Linked DNA regions of Homo sapiens: region 1 is linked to region 2. A link is an interaction called in ENCODE POLR2A ChIA-PET data of the cell type or tissue named here. Cell type or tissue: OCI-LY7. All regions are shown on one strand. Links, peaks and the distances in the headings refer to the core of each region. The heading gives the core; the rest is flanking DNA.

Region 1 (5,379 bases), core at 226-5,225, 150 kb before region 2:
AAAAAGCCAGGCCTGGAAGTTCAGGCAGACCCACTAGGCCACAAGAAAATTGGGGCTAAACAATCATTTCATCTAAATTTTTCAATGTATTGGCATAAAGAAGTTAATAGTTTCTTATCTCTTTAATAGTACAGCATCTGTAGTTACGTCTTCTTTTGTATTTCTAATATTATTTGTGCCTTCTCTTTTTTTAATTTTTAAAATTAATTTCGCCAGGTTTGTGTATGTTATGTTTATTTTTTCCTTTCATACGTATATCAATGTATTCATCAATCAAATACTTACTAAATATATACTGTTAGGGTACAAAGCCAGACAAGGCCAGGCGTGGTGGCTCATGCCTGTAATCTCAGCACTTTTGGAGGCCAAGGCAGGTAGATCACCCAAATTCATGAGTTCAAGACCAGCCTGATCAACACAGTGAAACCCCATCTCTACTAAGAATACAAAATTATCCAGGTGTGGCGGTGCATGTCTGTAATCCCAACTACTTGTGAGGCTGACGCAGGAGAATCGCTTGAACCCTGGAGGTGGAGGGTACAGTGAGCTGAGATCGCGCCATTGCACTCCAACCTGGGCAACAAGAGTAAAACTCCGTCTTGGAAAAACAAAACAAAACAAAACCAGACAAGACATAGTTTCTACCCTCAAGAGATTCCAGTCTGATTTGAGAAAAATATACGAAAATAGAAAATGGCCACATAATATGATAAAAATCACAAAGAGATAGCATAGAGGGAATATGCCTAATGAGGGAGGGGATCAGCAAATAAAACTTCATGAGAAAATTAGTTTAAAACACTACCAGTTAGAATCCTAGCCAATCAATTTTCCTCCATCAAATTAATTTAATCCCTTCCATCTATTTACATCTTGGCCAAATATTTACTTAACATTTTTATGTTTTTAGAGGATTTATAACGTCCTAATCTACCCCTAGACACTTGGCAAAAATGATGAAGCTGCTCCAAGACAGCCTGAGATCATACTGTTCAAGTACATGGCTCTGGAGCTTGGAGGAATTCTGCCTTTAAGATCTGCTCAGCAACCTTTTGTTACAAACTAAAAACATCTCAGTTTGGGCAACCAAATCAACATTTTTAGGAATTCGCTAAGGCCCCTAAAGACAGAACTGGTTCAGAGTAGTCAAAAGTTCTTCCAAACTTACACACATTGACACAATTGGTGAAATATATTTGTGTAAGAGCTCATGTCTTAGAAATTTTTACCAAGCCCTATTTTATTCTCAGGGAAAGACTGACAGACACACTAACGCAGAGACTCCAATCTCTGGACCTTGGTTCACTTTTGAAGCAACAAAGAGCTTGAAAAAACATTCCCTGAGGCCTCCTCCTACTGTAACACCAGGATAATAAGAGTATTACGCCCAAGTATTAACACAAATGGGTGACCGAAAAGACTTATCTACTTTATTCTCATGTCCCAATGACTTGTTAGATACAAACCTCTCTGGTTTGCCTTAGAGTCCCAGAAAAAGACCTGAAGTAAGATTTTGAAGAAGAACAAAAAGTCAAAGGAACCCATCACACTTACATCCTCCCATTTCAAAACAGAAGAAAAGAACAGGAAATAGGTTTTCCAGGGAGAAGAATCTGGTTTCAGCTTTGGACGTGCCAATCACAAGTAAATGGCCGATATGGTTTGGCTGTGTCCCCACCCAAATCTCATCTTCAATTGTAGCTTGCAGAATTCCCACACGTCCTGGAAGGGACGCAGTGGGAGGTAATTGAATCATGGGGGTGAGTCTTTCCCATGCTGTTCTCGTGATAATAAATCAGTCTCATAAGATCTGACAGTTTTATAAGGGGTAGTTCTCCTACACAAGCTCTCTTGCCTGCCTCCACTTAAGACATGGCTTTGTTTCTCCCTTGCCTTCCGCCAGGATTGTGAGGCCTCCCTAGCCATGTGGCACTGTGAGTCAATCAAACCTCTTTCCTTTATAAATTACCCAGTCTCGAGTATGTCTATATTAGCAGTGTGAAAACAGACTAATACAATGGCAAATGCAGGAATGTAAATGGAGAGACAAAATGAAGATTTGAACATTCGAGCTGAGGGCAGTATCTGAGGATTTACCATTCTCTACTGGCTTTCAAATACCTAACAATTAGCATATTCTACAAACTGCACAAGCAAGGGTAGGGGTTATTATACTGCCTCTTCTCTAGCAATATTTTGGAACAAACATCTTCCCCTTATTTATCCTTTGTGGATACTGTGCAAGGCAAGGCAAAATGTCACAGTATAGAGGCAGTACAGAGAAAATAATATCCAAATGAAAAATAGGATACCTAGGTCCCCTGGCTATTTGTATAAAAAGACTAATAAAACGATAAAAAAAAAAAAAAAAAAAAAAAGGCCGGCACGGTGGCTCACACCTGTAATTCCAGCACTTTGAGAGGCCAAGGTGGATGGATCACCTGAGGTCGGGAGTTCAAGACCAGCCTGACCAACATGGAGAAACCCCGTCTCTACTAAAAATACAAAATTAGCCAGGCGTGGTGGCATATGCCTGCAATCCCAGCTACTCGGTAGGCTAAGGCAGGAGAATCGCTTGAACCCGGGCGGGGGGAGGTTGCGGTGAACCAAGATCATGCCATTGCATTCTGGTCTGGACAACAAGAGCGAAACTCTGTCTCAAAAAAAGGAAAAGAAAAATAGGAGACCTAGATTCAAATTCTGACTTTGCTCACTAAGGAGCAAAATTACCCTAATAAAGTCTCTAGACTGTGGTTTACTTTTTAAACAACTAAGGGCTTGGGAAAAAGAATCCCTGAGGCTGCTTCCTACTGTAACACTGTAAGAGTATTAATGCCAAAATATTAACACAAATGGACAAATAAAAATAAATTCAACTGGATACTCACTTGGACACATTGCCCACTACTATTGTTTTCTTTACAAAAAGTCGTGAAGTCTCATCTGTGAGATCAGCATTCCGCTGTTCTGTTTTATGGGAGCCAGTAATTCTAGAAGTATCCTGAAAAAAATCATAATCAACATCCATTCTCATTTTGAACAACTTTCAATAGGACAGAAACCACAAAATTGTAAAAAGTATAAATGGAATAACTAAGTTTTTTTAAAAAATTACAAAATTTTCTGGCTTTGTAGCACCTCTCAAAGCATTAAAAAAGTTACTATAAATGCTGCCTTAATTTATACAAAGTTTATATACTGTAACTCCCGGTGTGTTTTTAATAGTCACATACATCTGCTTTGAATATGCAAATAGGATTTGGAAGGATACACAAAAAACTATTACAGTGGTTACTTCTGGGAAACAGGAATAGAAAGAGAGAAAGGGGTCAATGGAATTTACCCTCTTTTTAACCTTTTATAATATTCAAAACTGTTCAATGAGAAATAAGTGCCTGGTACATAGTAAATGCTAAATGTTTGCTATATAAATACATATAGAAATGATCACATATTGTATAAAACATGTTAAGTTTCTATGACCATTATGCCCTAAATTCTATTTTTTGAGACAGAATCTCGCTCTGTCAACCAGGCTGGAATGCAATGGCACGATCTCGGCTCATTGCAATCTCCGCCTCCTGGGTTCAAGCGATTCTCCTGCCTCAGCCTCTCGAGTAGATGGGATTACAGGTACCCGCCACTAAGCCCAGGTAATTTTTGTATTTTTAGTAGAAATGGAGTTTCACCATGTTAGTCAGGCTGGTCTCAAACTCCTGACCTCTGGTGATCCCCCACTTGGGCTCCCAAAGTGCTGGGATTACAGGCGTGAGCCACCACGCCCAGCCTCCTAAATTCTTTTTAACTAAAAAAAAGAAAAACACATGTAATATTTGCTCAGGAATAATACTGGAAAGGTAAGGTAAATCCAAACAGTGAAGAGTTCTGATTTTGGGGGTGGCAGCCTCACGAATGAACTTTTCTATTCTTTTTTACTTTTCTGTATTTAACAATTTTCAAAAAATGAACACATATGAATTTATAATCTGAAAAATAAATACAAACATATTTTTATCAAAAATAAATCAAACCCTTGACATCTAAGTATGTGGAAAGTAACTTGGAAATTTTCTGTATCACAGTCAACACCTGGCTGAGAAAAATCGCTGCTCTAATCCAATAATGACTCTATAGCCAAATATTTTTCAAGAAGTTCAGAGTAGCTTGAGATGGGAGCTCAAATTACAAACTGGCATGATCAAAGAGCAATGTTTTTCAATTCTGTTTATTTGTCAAATTTCCTCCATCTACTAAAGTACTAAAGCATCTTAGAATATAAAGTCTCACAGAGGAAACCGTTGAAGAACGGCTGCTCTCGAGAGAATAAACACGACAGAGTTGAAAGACCTTGAGCAAGATCACGGAATTGCCGAGCTAGAAGGTTTCTTTCACACCTACGTAAACAGCATCCAGGAGCTGTGCTGTGCACAGAATCTCCAGGCTGTAAAATTAGAAACACTCAGGTTTAAGTCGGGCGCGGTGGCTCACGCCTGTAATCCCAGCACTTTGAGAGGCCGAGGCAGGCAGATCATGAAGTCAGGAGTTCGAGACCAGTCTGGCCAACAGGGTGAAACCTCGTCTCTACTAAAAATACAAAAAATTAGCCAGGCGTGGTAGCACATGCCTCTAATCCCAGCTACTTGGGAGGCTGAGACAGGAAAATAGCTTGAACCTGGGAGACAGAGGTGGCAATGAGCCGAGATTGCGCCACTGCACTCCAGCCTGGGTGATAAAGCGAGACTCCGTCTCAGAAAAAAAAAAGAAACACTTAGGTTTAATTCGCAGTTCTGACACTTTTGGGCAAGTAAAACCAAATCAAGATTTGGTTTCCCGCTGGGCGCAGTGGCTCACGCCTATAATCCCAGCACTTTGGGAGGCCGAGGCGGGAAGATCACGAGGTCAGGAGATCGAGACCATCCTGGCTAACACGGTGAAATCCCGTCTCTACTAAAAATATAAAAAAATTAGCCGGGCGTGGTGGCACACACCTGTGGTCTCAGCTACTCAGGAGGCTGAAGCAGGAGAATGGCGTGAACCCGGGAGGCGGAGGTTGCAGTGAGCCATGATCCTGCCACTGCACTCCAGCCTGGGCAACAGAGCAAAACTCTGTCTCAAAAAAAAAAAAAAAAAAAAAAAAAAAAGATTTGGTTTCCCCATTATAAAAGGAAAACAAACCTATTTCCTAAGATTCCTGTGACAGTTCAGTGAGATAACAAGCGCATACTTTAGTAAATATAGTTCCCTTCTCCTGTGGCTCCCTCCCACATCCACCCATCTATATACCCTTCCAGTATTTCGGCTTGGTCTCTGCTCCATGTTGTTTGAGAGTCTTTCCTCTATATCCATATTGCTGTTATTATCTTTGTCAGATAAGAAGTC
Region 2 (5,379 bases), core at 193-5,192:
ATTATTAGTTATTAAAATGAGAGGCTAATAATATCTAGACAACAGGTGGTACTCAAAGCACTTCTTGGTTGGTTTATGGAGAGCTCTGCGGCTTAGAGAGGAGGACCGTGGTCACCAGTTGAAGTGGGATACTGAGACATGTGATGGCTTAGAGAGAATCCAGTTACCTACAGTTCTTCATCATCGAGATGACCCTTGTATACTTCAGACTCAACTTGTCTAAATGTAAACCCATCATCTCCTTCCTCAAACTTGCTCTGCCTCCTGCACCTTCAGTAAAGGATATCACCATCTGTCCAATGCCCAAAGTAGAAACTTGGATGTTTTCCTTGATTTCTCCGTTTTTTCCTACCTTGTCCCTTGCTCCCCAGGTTGCATCATTTACCGAATCCCATCAGCTCTACCTTTTAAATATTTCTTGAATCCATTCACTTTCCTCCATCCCCTCAGCCCCTTCCCTATTTCAGAGCTCTGTCTTCTCTCATCTGTGGGCAGCAGGAAGCAGCTTTCTGATTTCCTCACCTCTTGTCTTACCTCACTTCAAGCCATCCTCCACACCATAGCCAGGGTAGATCTTAAGTGTACATCTGATTGTCACTGGCTTTCTTAAAGACCAGCGTCCTACACTGCCCTCCAGTTCATGCCCAGGGTCCTGTGGCTCACATATTCCTTCAGGAACAGGCTCTGGGACCTCTCCAGTTTTACCTGTTGGCCACCCCAACCTCCATGCCACAATCAGCTTCCTTTAGATCTCTGAATGCCTCTTGCTCCCTCTTCCCTCTAAGCATTTTCTTTTTTTCACGTTGGTCCCTTTGTTTAGAATGCTTAACACTCTCCTATGTCTTTCAGCTTTCAACTTAGATGTAACTTCCTCCATGAAAGCTTTCTCTGGCTTCCTCGAGTCTAGGTCAGGTTCCCCTGTTACAGGCTCCCGGAGCATCCAGTATGCCCTCCATCACAGCCCTCACTCTGCATCATCTCTGCCGCCTAAGTCCCCAAAGAGACGATGAGACGCTTGAAGGTGGGGCTGTGACCGTCTCAGTGTTACGTCTCCAGCAATTACTGTATATATGGCTGGTACTCAATAAGTATTTGTCTATAATTGAGAGTCCACAATGAATGATTGCCCTCAGAAAGATTTGGTAGCAAATAGATTACGATTAAAAGAATTTTTAAAGGCATTTTTTTCCAACTTCATCTCTCTTCTTCTTTGCAGTTCGATCCTGCAAATGCTGTAAAGTTTTGACAATGAACGCATGTATGGGATAGCCTGGTATGATAGAAACAACTCCAGGCTTGGAATTCTAACAATGGCCAACATTTGTTGAACTCTCTATAATATGCCAGGCTATGTGCCAAACCCATTACATGCATTAACTTCTTTAGTCCTCCTAATAGCTCTGTGGGATAGCTACTCATCTTCATTCAACAGAGAGGAAATAGAGAGAGGCACAGGGAATCAGACCTCAGCTCAAATCCCTGCTCTGCCACTTACTGGCTGCATGACTTGGGTGAACAATCTCTCCCTCATTTCCTGAGCTATAAAATAGAGGTACTACTCGCTGATTCCTTGATTTGCAAATTTTAAGTTTTCTTATACCCCGTACATATCACACATGCATATTACATGGTGGCTTTTCATAGGTTAATTTCGAAGGCCACCGATACATTGCTGTGTATCAGTGGACAAATGACCTGCCACATGGTTTTGTTCCAGCCTGCCAGCCATTAGTTCAGCTTTAGCAGTGATCCTGTATGTGTGTTCAATTATTTAAATAATTGACTGTACCTTGCCCTCATTATATTATAAAAATGTGTGTAATGGAAATAAAATTCTGATACTAGTGATTATTAGAATAACTAACAATTATTGAGCACTGTGTCAGCGATGAAACTCTTGTCCCTCAGCTTCAAACTTGTCTCCCACTCTTCTATATTTGGCTGTGTGATGCAGGGGCTGGAACTCTGCAAACTGCATTTTTCCTTTGTCCCCTTCTTCCTGTTAGGCTCTATTAATAAAGGACCATTAGAGGGAGGTTGCAGGACTGGATGAGAAAGAAGGGACGTTTTCCCGTTGGCTTTCCATTTATTTCTGGTTGACTTCCTGTGCCTGTCACTATCATCCAGCAATGCTGCTTCTTCAGTCTAGCAGAAGCAGTTCAATCCAGCTTGCAGTTTTTCCAATTGGCAAAGCCAGCCTCATTGCATCTCTGAAGAGATGGCTGACAGCCAGCCGGTACCTCATCCTCAGAAGTCTGTGTCTCAGTCCCATGGGACTCCCCTCTGAGCTTCTAAGTCTTAATAACGGCAACCTCTTCCCTTTGTTCTCTCAGCCCTACAAGCTGCTTCCTGCAGTTTTTACCTCTGTGATAGCTTATTGTTCTCTTTTTGCTTTTTCAGTTACATCGTTCATTCTTTATTACCTAGCTAAGCATTCTCTGTGTTAAATTCTCACTGTTAAAACAACTCATCTGTTTTCCATCTCCTAACTGGACCCTGACATAAAGCATTTATCCAATTCACTTCATTCTAAGAATAATCCTAAGAATCTAACAATAATCCTAAGAAGTTGCTTATATCTATTTATCTATTGTAATTTAAAAAAATTTGTCATTGTTATTATTATTATTTTACAGATAGGAAACTAAAGGATACAGTGGTTAGGCAACTTGCCCAAGTTTACACAGCGAGAAAGTGGCAGAGCTTGGCTTTAAATCTACGCAGGCTAGTTCCAGGGCCCTTCATCTTAAACGTTAAGCCAGTGGTTCTCAAACTTAAGTGAGCATTACAATCACCTGGATGGTTTCTTTCTTTTCTTTCTTTTTATTTATTTATTTTTTTGAGATGGAGTTTCCCTCTGTTGCCCAGGCTGGAGCGCAGTGGCATGATCTCAGCTCACGCCAACCTCTGCCTCCCAGGTTCAAGCAATTCTCCCGCTTCAGCCTCCCTAGTAGCTGGGATTACAGGCGCCTGCCACCATGCCCGGCTAATTTTCGTATTTTTAGTAGAGATGGGGTTTCACCATGTTGGCCAGGCTGGTCTCGAACTCCCGACCTCAGGTGATCTGCCCGCCTTGGCTTCCCAAAGTGCTGGGATTACAGGCATGAGCCACCGCGCCCGGCCTGGATGGTTTCTTAAAACCTGAGTTTCTGGGTTTCATCCCCAGAGTTTCTGATTCAGTGGGGCTGGAGTAGGGCCTGCCCGAGAATTTGCATTTTTAACAAGTTCTCAGGTGATGCTCCTCTCAGGACCCAATTTGAGGACTGTACCACTGGGCTATAGATGTCAGGTTTAATGTAAGTAAGACAAAGATGGAAACAATTAAGCGGGCTTGACGTTGTGACTATCCTATCCTCAATTTAAGCCCATTGGACTTAAATCTGCCAAGTGTATATTATAAAGGAAAAAAAGTAAATGTTGAATTGAAGAGTTTGTCAGCCCTATGAGCTAGGTACTATTACCATCAATCTTATCTTACAAATGAGAAAACTGAGACACATGAAGTTTAATAACTTGTCCAAGATCACACAACTAGTAAATGATAAAGATGAGATTCAAACTCAGGCAGGCAGTCTGACTCCGAGTACCTTCTCTTAGCCATTGCACTATACTAATTCTCATAGGAGTGATAAATAGCAGTGTATCTCTGGGGAAAAAGAACACAACTTTTTTTTTATTTTTAGAGATGGGGTCTCATTTTGACACCAAGGATGGCACTCAGTGGCGTGATCATAGCTCACTGCTACCTCAAACTCATGGGCTCAAGGGATGCTGTCACCTCAGCCTCCTGAGTAGCTAGGACTACAGGTGCCTGCCACTGGGCCTGACTAATATTTTTATTTTTTGTAGAAATGGAGACTCGCTTTGTTGCTCAGGCTGGTCTCCAACTCCTGGGCTCAAGTGATCCTCCTGCCTTGGCCTCCCAAAGTGCTGGGATTACAGGTGTGAGCCACCACACCCAGCAGGATACAATTTATAATACTAGGATTGTCCTGGGAAAGGTTGCTGGTTCCCTCTGTGGACCAGCTTTACCAGGAGAGGGTCAATCAATGCATCCTTCACTGGGGACCTTCCAGGCAGCCCAATTCAATAGCACTCTGCAAATTGTGTCTGCAGTTGTGAGTGCAATCCTGCCCTTCGGCAGGCACAGTGGACCGCTGGAGTGTTACAGAGAGATCCTTCTCTAGACGGAATTAGGTAGCTCTCCTTTGATACTAGTAGCACTCATAAATTTAACACAATTGAGACAAAGATGGTCAGTTTTAAGCAAACTCAGAGTGGTGGGTTTTGTTTTCTCATTTGAATGTACGTTAGACATAAGCCCATTTGCTGAATTTTTTTTTAAAATTTTTTATTTATTTTTATTTTTTGAGATGGAGTTTTGCTCTTGTCACCCAGGCTGGAGTGCAATGGCGCGATCGCGGCTCACAGAAACCTCTGCCTCCCAGGTTCAAGCGATTCTCCTGCCTTAGCCTCCTGAGTAGCTGGGATTACAGGCATGCACCACCACTCCCCGCTTTTTTTTTTTTTTTTTTTTTTTTTTGGGACTTAGTCTTGCTCTGTCGCCAGGCTGGAGTGCAATGGTGTGATCTCAGCTCACTGCAATCTCCACCTTCCGGGTTCAAGTGATTCTCCTGCCTCAGCCTCCCAAGTAGCTGGGATTACAGGCGTACGCCACCACACCCAGTTAATTTTTGTATTTTTAGCAGAGACAGGGTTTCACCATGTTGGCCAGGCTGGTCTTGATCTCCTGACCTCGTGATCCACCTCCCTTGGCCTCCCAAAGTGTTGGGATTACGGGCATGAGCCACCGTGCCCGGCCTAATTTTGTATTTTTAGTAGAGACAGGGTTTCTCCATGTTGGCCAGGCTGGTGTTGAACTCCTGACCTCAGGTGATCTGCCCGCCTCAGCCTCCTAAAGTGCTGGGATTACAGGCATGAGTCACTGTGCCCGTCCTGAGTGTTTGATTTTTGAGAAAAAGAACTAAGTTGAAGACTAGTATAAAATGCTGAAAATATATGATTAAAGATTGGGTTGAGGCTGGGCGCAGTGGCTCCTGCCTGTAATCCCAGCACTTTGGGAGGCTGAGGCGGGTGGATCACTTGAGGTCAAGAGTTTGAGACCAGCCTGGCCAACATAGTCAAACCCCGTCTCTACTAAAAATACAAAAATTAGCTGGGCATGGTGGCAGACGCCTGTAATCCCAGCTACTCAGGAGGCTGAGGCAGGAGAATTGCTTCAGCCTGGGACATGGGGGTTGCAGTGAGCCAAGACTACACCATTGCACTCCAGCCTTACAAGAGCAAAACTCCATCTAAAAAAAAAAAAAAAAAGATTGGGTCTAAAAGGGTCCATACAATTTAGGACTTTTTATTTTC

What was found. ChIA-PET counts read pairs that join two places held together with the same protein. Peaks named below come from ENCODE experiments on the same cell type or tissue, not always from the same donor. Only the 100,000 strongest peaks of a DNase experiment are listed, where the experiment ranks them.
Region 1: POLR2A ChIA-PET joins it to region 2 with 5 read pairs; 4 of 35 experiments call an interaction of 5 or more read pairs at or near these places.

The regions. Positions count from the first base shown.
Region 1 is chr3:183,722,041-183,727,419 of GRCh38, reverse strand. It overlaps YEATS2 (YEATS domain containing 2), which reads right to left. Exons shown (of 31, transcript NM_018023.5): 5 at 5,284-5,379; 6 at 2,889-3,001. Among named protein-coding and RNA genes, the nearest start is that of YEATS2, 27 kb to the right of the region's middle. In OCI-LY7, for the core only: no CTCF peak of the experiment used is centred there; no DNase peak of the experiment used is centred there.
Region 2 is chr3:183,573,539-183,578,917 of GRCh38, reverse strand. No RefSeq gene overlaps it. Among named protein-coding and RNA genes, the nearest start is that of KLHL6, 21 kb to the right of the region's middle. In OCI-LY7, for the core only: no CTCF peak of the experiment used is centred there; DNase peaks (open chromatin) are centred at 537, 937, 2,267 and 3,237; H3K4me3 peaks cover 3,208 bases; H3K27ac peaks cover 4,826 bases.